2 separate regions of the Homo sapiens genome follow, and region 1 is linked to region 2. Evidence: read pairs that join two places in POLR2A ChIA-PET (ENCODE). Cell type or tissue: CD4-positive, alpha-beta T cell. All regions are shown on one strand.

The links. ChIA-PET counts read pairs that join two places held together with the same protein. Peaks named below come from ENCODE experiments on the same cell type or tissue, not always from the same donor. Only the 100,000 strongest peaks of a DNase experiment are listed, where the experiment ranks them.
Region 1: POLR2A ChIA-PET joins it to region 2 with 7 read pairs; 1 of 35 experiments calls an interaction of 5 or more read pairs at or near these places.

What each region holds. Positions count from the first base shown.
Region 1 is chr15:90,018,459-90,022,458 of GRCh38, reverse strand. All of the region lies in intron 1 of ZNF710 (zinc finger protein 710), which reads right to left. Among named protein-coding and RNA genes, the nearest start is that of MIR3174, 14 kb to the right of the region's middle. In CD4-positive, alpha-beta T cell, no CTCF peak of the experiment used is centred here; a DNase peak (open chromatin) is centred at 2,308.
Region 2 is chr15:89,365,479-89,369,478 of GRCh38, reverse strand. All of the region lies in intron 1 of MIR9-3HG (MIR9-3 host gene), which reads right to left. It overlaps MIR9-3 (microRNA 9-3), which reads right to left and starts at 1,462; the gene lies at 1,373-1,462. RefSeq lists an enhancer at 1,242-1,855. In CD4-positive, alpha-beta T cell, no CTCF peak of the experiment used is centred here; a DNase peak (open chromatin) is centred at 1,862; H3K27me3 peaks cover 3,060 bases.

The sequences.
Region 1 (4,000 bases), 650 kb before region 2:
CCTCGGACTCCTCAAGTGTGTCCCTTGCTGCCTTTGCATGTTTGAGTCCCCCATGCCTCCTTTTTGTTTTGTTTTGTTTTTTTGAGACAGAGTCTCACTCTGTCCCCCAGGCTGGAGTGCAGTGGCGCAATCTCGGCTCACTGCAACCTCTGCCTCCCAGGTTCAAGCGATTCTCCTGCCTCAGCCTCCTGAGTAGCTGGGATTACAGGCATGCACCACCACACCCGGCTAATTTTTGTATTTTTAGTAGAGATGGGGTTTCACTATATTGGTCAGGCTGGTCTTGAACTCCTGACCTCGTGATTCGCTCGCCTCGGCCACCCAAAGTTCTGGGATTACAGGCGTGAGCCACTGTACCCAGCCTTGTTTTGTTTTTTGAGACAGAGTCTCGCTCTGTAACCCAGCCTGAAGTACAGTGGCTGGATCTCAGCTCACTGCAACCTCTGCCTCCCTGGTTCAAGCGATTCTCCTGCCTCAGCCTCCCAAGTAGCTGGGACTTACAGGCATGCGCCACCATGCCCGGCTAATTTTTGTATTTTTAGTAGAGACGGGTTTTGCTATGTTCACCTGGTCTTGAACTTCTGACCTCAGGTGATCCGCCTGCCTCAGCCTCCCAAAGTGCTGGGATTACAGGTGTGAGCCACCACGCCTGGTCCCCCATGCCGCCTTTGTCTGCTAGGACTCAGCTAGACACCACCTCCACCAAGCAGTCTTCCCTACAGCCCCCTGCCCCCAGCACATTCGAAGAGCTAACTTCCTGTGCTTTTGTGTCTATATCCAATATCTAGTACCCCTTCTGGACTGGGGGCTCACTGGGGAGAGAGACCATGCCATTCACCTTAATATGACAGAGTTTAACACATGGTAGGTAGTTGGTAAATGTTTGCTGATTGAATGAAGGAAGTAAGAGAGAACAAAGGGCGATTTTTCAGAGAACAGAGGATTCAGGATGGTGCAGGCCTGTCTCCTGACTTCATAGCACCGCGGTCCGCAGGTAATAGTGATAGCCATGGGTTATATACAAACACACAGTGTAGCTATGAAAAGTAGGCTCATGAACCCATTTTACAGGCTGTGAAACCAAGGCTTGGGGAGGCTGTGGGTCATCAGGGCTAGGAGATGGTGAGCCGAGGCTGAAAGCTGTAGGTCCTCTAATCCTGAGTCCTGTGACTTAAGGATGAGGTCCTCCCCTTGCCTCTGAGCCGCTTCAGCGGGGCTCTTTCAGGTCTGCACCTGCCTGTGGGGAAAAGAGCAGCTCTGTGTTTCTGTGTCTAATGCAGTTTCCATCCAACAAAGGACGCAGTTGAGAGAGCTCCCCAAGGCTAAGGCGGGTCCAGGTCAGAAGTCTGAACACACACTGGAGAAACGTTTGACTCCATAGCAAGGAACCCAGGGCTGAAACCCTCACCCTTGGAGCTGACGTCCCCCAGGCTGCTAAGGGGGGGGGGGTGCCACACCCTCTCTCACAGGACTCCAAAGTTGCCCACTACTCATGCCCTTGGTGGGTCCAACACTATCACAAATGGACCCCTGCTTTCCCCAAATCTTAATTGATTAAAGAAGCAAAGTGACAAGTTTCATCTGAATCTAAGGTTGCAGAATGAGATCTGTAACACTGTCACAAGTTGCGGGGAGGCGGGTGGGGGACCCGCCATTCAGGGAGGAGAGGGAGGACCGGGCAGATAAGAGATCTCATCCCCAGACAGATAACGGGGCTAAAATGACAAAGGAGCTGGGAGCCATTGCTGGCACTTTGAGAAAAAGGAAGAGCATATTAAAATTTAAACAAAGCCCACCCCAGGGGAAACATGCAGCCTCCTTCTCCCAAACTGCGCCTCTCATTTCCAACACACATGAGGCGTCAGGTTCACAGAAACCGAAACGTCCCTCATCTCAAGGGGCTGGGGTTTGTGTTTTTGTTTTTTGTAACCCATCCCGGCAGCAGCTGGCATGCTGTGTCTCCCCGGGGGCGGGGAGGCAGTTCGGGCCTCCACCAGCCCCCATGGCCTTCTTGGCAGAACTGAGAAGAAAGGGTGGGCTGGGCTTGGGCCTCAGCTGGGACAGCCCTGCCTGGACGGAAGGGTGCAGGGGCGTTGGTAGCAGAGCTGGAGGAGGGAAGGGGCTGTGAGGTGCCTGGATGTGCCCAGTCCTGAAGGTGGGCACCAGTCTAGGTCCCGGCAGGAGAGAAAAGGGAAGAAAGAAGCTCAGCCCACAGGAAGGGCCCCAGAGGCCCCATGAAGAATGCGCTGTCACGCAGGAGGAAGACAGCGGAAAAGGAGGAAGAGCCGGTCAGCAGTGGGAACAGGAAGGTCCGATTTAGACCACGTAAATGCTACTTCCTCAGTAATTCCATCAAACTTCCCTCTGTTCCCCACACCAAGTGATGACGAAGAACTGGGCTTCAAGGGGCTGAAAGTCTGGGCAGAGGCACTTCCTTGGCCTGGACTCCTGGGCTAGAGTCTGAGGCCTCCACAGGAAATCCTCGGCTCCCCCACTCACCGCCCCCCAATAAGCACCAACCTAGTCTCTGGATTAGGGCAGGATGTTTGTTTAGGAGCATTCTCTTGGAAGAAAGACCAGCCTAAGTTCTCTGACAGACTCTGGAATCCTCAAAGCCAGCTCTCTGTCCCGGGCACCCTAACGGCTGGCACCAGAGAAGGTTACCCTGGGGAGCCACAGGCCTGCAGCTTCCTGGGGTCATGGGAGGCAAGACAGGGTCTCTGGGCCCAGCCCTCGCACTCCCATTGTAAAGCGACGGGCCAGGATGACAGACTCCCTTTCCTAGGTCAGCTGTGCCCGGAGTCTCTCAGGCCCTTCCTTGCCATTTACTCTCAGCCAACCTGTATGACCCGTGAGAAACATTAGGAAACAGAGGTCTGAAAGACTCACAACCATGTTTAAAAGAATGGGAGTTAGTATTTGGCTAAACAGAATCCAAATATGATACAATGTGTCTGGGGGCAATTTACCCATCTAGACGAACAGCCTTTAGAATGTGTCCTTGGCCCAGTGATTCTCTTCTGGAGATGTATCCCAAGGAAATAACCAAGTCTGTGGGCAAATATACCCAAGGATGTTTACCACAGCATTCTTTACAAGACAGAAACAGAGGAAACAAGCTAAATGTAGGAGATTGGTTAAATAAATGATAGTCCATCTGTTCAAAAGAACTATACAACCCTTTAAAGTGACTTGACGGAGGCTGCTTAACCTGATGGAAATTTTAATCACATGTTGTAAAGTAAAAGCAAAAAAAAAAAAAAAAAAAAAAGAAAGAAAAAGTAATAAGATGGTACAAACAGTATGATCTCATCTTTTGAAATTGAAAAATATTCTGGGGGGGCTATACAATATACTAAAATATTAATAATTATAGGTGGTTTTTATCTTTTTTGCCTACTTATAGTCCCTAAATTTTCTGCAATAATCATCAACCTCTTTGTAGCAAGAAAAAAAAATCAATAAAAGCTATTTTCTAAAAAACAAAAGGAAGAGATACAAGATCCAAGAGACTGTTCATTCCTTGGGCATTCAAATCTAAGATGGATTAAAAAACAAACAAACAAACAAAAAACCACTAGACAGAGACATCTTAAATCCACCTAAGAATATTTAAGAATATTTTCAAGGTGGTTTCCAGGACAGGGAAATTAGAATCCTCCAGAAGGCCCTACTGAGCACAGGAAGACTGAGAGCCACCAGCAGGGAGACACATCCTCCAGCAACGTCCATGAAGACCCAGGGCCCAGCTTTCCTGTGTGGGCCCTTCCAGTCACTGTAGCTGAGTGGGGAGGTGAGGGGCAGGCAGGGGCCAAGGTGCAAAAAGGCAAAGCAGACATGACCTCTGTCCTGGTTTACGGAAAGGGCAATGGCCGTTTCTTTAGACAGTGAATTCAAAGAGGAGGCGAAAAAAGGCCAGTTCTTAATCTGAGATTTGTTAATCTAGGTGGCGACAAGAAATGAATTTTTACAACCACGGTAGGAAAACCCCAGCTGGGCG
Region 2 (4,000 bases):
GGTGAGGGGATGGGGGTCAGGGCTGGGTGGTGGTGCCAGTTCCTTTCAGCCTGTCTATCATAGCACTCACATACCCATATACTTAGAAAGCCCCCCTACCAATCGGGGAGTCTGAGCCTACCTTTCTTCCTTTCTTCCCTGAAGCCGGGCAGGGTCCCTTCCTTGGTCTACAGCCACTCGCTGGGGAGCTTGGGAGGTTTCCCAAGCTACAGGGGCCCTGAGCTTCAGGACAAGCCAAGGCATCAGGGTGGAAAGTGACCTGAAGGCAGATGAGAAACTCGAGAGGGACCCTAGCACTGTGTGGGGCCGGGACCCCCACGCACTGAGCAGGGGCAAGCCCCACTCCCTGAGCCCAGTTAAGAGGGGCTGGGAGCCTGAGTGGCCGGGTGTGCTGCATTGGGTTGCCATGGGAACGAATTCAGATTTCCCCCAATTGCTTTTTTATTTGCTAGACATTGTAATACATCTTATGTCGTGACTTCTTGGGGCAGGGAGGAGGGGGAGCTCTGGGAGCTTGCCTGCACCTTAACCTCGCGGGAAGTTGGGGAGGCTTGGGCAGGAGCAGCCCGGTCGGGGCTGGCGTAGAGGTAGCGGGAGACTGAGCTCGGTTCCTCCCGCCCACCCGCCGGCTCTTGGTTTGTATGCAGGGCAGGGCCGACCCGTCGGGGAGGGAGGCCCCTGCCCTGGCCCCTTGCCATTGAGCGCACTCCCCGCCAGTTCTGCTCCGCTTCACGCTGCACACAGACCCCCCAACTGCACACAAAGGCAGCTGCCAGAGCCCGTGAAAAGTGATCAAATTATCAAGAACTTGACCTCACCGAGGGGCGAAGCTCCGGCAACCCCCCAGCCGTATGCTAATGGCGCTCAGGGGCTGACTCGTCGAATAATTCGATAAAGGCCGCATTGTTAGCGGCAGGGCAGCCCCCAGCCCACCCCATTCACTCCCTCCACCCACCCCCTACCGACCGCTGTCTCTCTCCCATCGCATTTGCATCCCAAAATCCCCGTCCACGGCTCCGGGAGCGGATTGTTCCAGCCTGATTTATGGGGTGAAGGCGAAGGCTGGCGCCTTCCCCTTCCAGCGACCCCTCTGCAACCCCAACCCCCTCCCTCTCCCCGGCCCGCTCCACTTTGGGGTTCCTGCTCCGGCGCTGGGGGATAGGGGTGGGGGACCAGGAAAGAGGAGGACTGGGGGAAAGCTGGCACTGCAAGTGTCCCCAGAGAGAGAGCCGAGGTCAGGTACCTGGTCGGGGCGCGGCCGCTCCGTCGAGCTGGAGTCCGCTGGGCCGGCGCTGGGCTCCTCTCGGCTCCTCTGGCTCTTGCGGGCCGGGCCGGGGCGGTCGGTGGGGCGGGCGCTCGCACGCAGAAGTTGTGAGAATCATTTCTACTTTCGGTTATCTAGCTTTATGACGGCTCTGTGGCACTCATACAGCTAGATAACCAAAGAGAGAAACGGGCCTCCCTTAGCCAGTGCCGCTGCCGCGCCGTGGGCTCCACGTGCTGCTGCCTGCCGAGCGCGGGAGCCTGAGCGGACGCCGTGCCCGGATCCTGGGGCGCACGCGGAGAGCCAGAGGGGATGGACAGACACACGCACACGCTGACTCCCGCCACCTAGGCCCGCAGCCCCCGCCCAGTTCCCTTCCTCCCTCGCCCTCCCGGCGCATTTCTCCCCTGCTCCCCGTTCCGTGCGTCCTGGCACCGGCGCTGCCGGCCTGCCTCGACGGCGTCCCGGGGCTCACGTAGGGCACCCGCGCGGAGCGCTTAGAGAGCCTCGAGCGCCCCGGCCGCCCCCAGCGCACTGGACCGCCGGCCCTCCTCTCGCAGGCTAATCGCCCCGCGGGGAAGTGACGTCAGTCCAGGGATCGGCCAATCACAGGCTCCCATTCAAATCCCAGCCCCCTTCCCGCGCTCCGCACCACCCAGCCTTACAATGGCCTCGGCGTTCACGGCTTCCCCGCCCCGAGGGCAAGGAAGCGCACCCTCTGCCCTCAGAAGCCTCAGGGCTGCGCACCGTCTGATCTTTCACCCAAACTCCTCCGTCTTCCTCCCAGGGCCCAGGGAGCCCAGTACCCACTGCGGACCATCAGAGTTTGGGAGACAAGAATGCTCGAGTGACAAGGTTTAGGGACGCGTGTGATAGGACGTGGCGATCTCCACAGGAGGGCCGAGAGCGCTCACGGAGAGGCCGAGAGCAGAAGCCATTTCACCTTTAACTTCTCTCTTCCTTTCCCCATGCCCAGCACTTGCAGTAGATCTAGCCCACGCGGCAGAGACCAGGGATTGGAGGAAGAATTAAGTGTCCCGGTGAGCGCAGGTCGGTGTCCCACCCATAACACCTGGCACTCAGAGGTTCCTCAGCTATGCTCCACTTGGGCGAGGCCCTGGCCTGGGCCCTGAGTACCAAGCTGCTAGGTCCCTTCTCTCTCTCGGTTCCTAGACACACTAGGAGTGTAAAACCGATTGTGCCAAGCACCTTGGAGAAGTCCTAGGCTCTCTCTTGGCTCCTGGTTAAATTCATATTTCACCAAAAATTAAAGCACAAAGCCATGCCTCCACTCTCCTTCTTCAGCTCTCAGCACACACCTGGCTACTCACTCCAAGTAGCCGCAACAGTGGAAAGGGACTGCCACCTTGGGTCTCCCGGAATCACCCCTAAACTGAGCTGGCAGCTGAATTGGTGGTACCATTGCAGCCTTCCAGATGTGAGTGGCCTATGGGTACCACTTCGTGCTCATGCCAGCCATCACCCCCTTCTTCCTTGCTGCTGTGGCTACCCTCCAGCCTTGAGCCCTATGATTCACCTCCGCCTGTCAGCCATCCCCAAGATGCAAAGGATTCAGTATGAAAAATGCAATATCTTTGCTCCTAGATACCCCCAGAAAAATCTTAAGCTCAACAGCTAGGGAGAGATTTTATGTGGGACTGGGCAAGTGGATTCCCAGATTCCAGCAGTCAATACACGGGAGTCACAGAGACTCTCACTGCTGCTGTCTACAGTGAGCACTGTGGGGTTAGGTGGAGGTACCCGTGCAGATTCATTTTAGTGGGGTCTGGGGCACTGGGCCACTCTGAGCCAGGTAAAACCCTTGCAGGATGGGTTGGAAAGAAGGGGCCAAAAGTGGATGGTTTGGAAAAGATTTCATGATTTTACTAAAAATCTCTTCCTTCCATACACTCCCCTAAAAATGACACATGTGGATTTTGTCAAGTTCTGGATTTTGTCAAATGCCTCTTTCCCCATTGCTTGTCTGTGGTTTGTTCTAATTTCATCCCATCTCTAAATCCGAAGCAGGTGACATCCTGCTCTCATCCCAGCCAGCTTGTGACCAACCAAATCTGCTATGTACATGTTTCCCTCGAAATCCCACTTCGCAGACACATTCCTTTTTCCAGAAGGTGAACAAGGGCTGGACAGCTGAACCAGCAGAGGAACAGAGAGGCCAGCCACGGTTCAGGAAGGAAGCTCTGAATTTGGGCCCGAGACAGTTAATTCCATGAATTTCCATAATTGGGAGGCGCCCCTTGCTTCCCCTCCTCCTGCAGCTCCAGGAACCTGCACCCTCTTCCCTTCTTGATGTGTGTGTGGGCGGCCTTCTGAGCCCTAGTCCTTTCCGGGCCACCCAGGGGTGGGAAGGGTGGGGCTGCGGAGGCAGGGAGGGGCCCAGAAGCATGTTTCACCTGAGAGAGAGGGAAGAAAGAGAGGAAGCGAGGGGGAAGAGGGAGCGAGGAACGAGCCCCTCGGAGTGTGATTTAAGCAGGATGCTGCACAAAATGGCTCCTCAGCGAGACTCGCGGTAACCGCGCGCGGAGGCCGGCCTGCAAGCCTAGGGCGGGTTGGGGCTTTGGGAGAAAGAATTAAAAGCCTGATTTCGATTCAGTTCAGATGCAGGAGGCCACTGTCATCAGAGCCACATCTCTACTGTCTTTTTGGGAAATCGAGTCCCTTCTTGGGAGCAGGTGAGGCTGACCAGGGGGAGGCTCCCACACCCTGCTTGAGTGA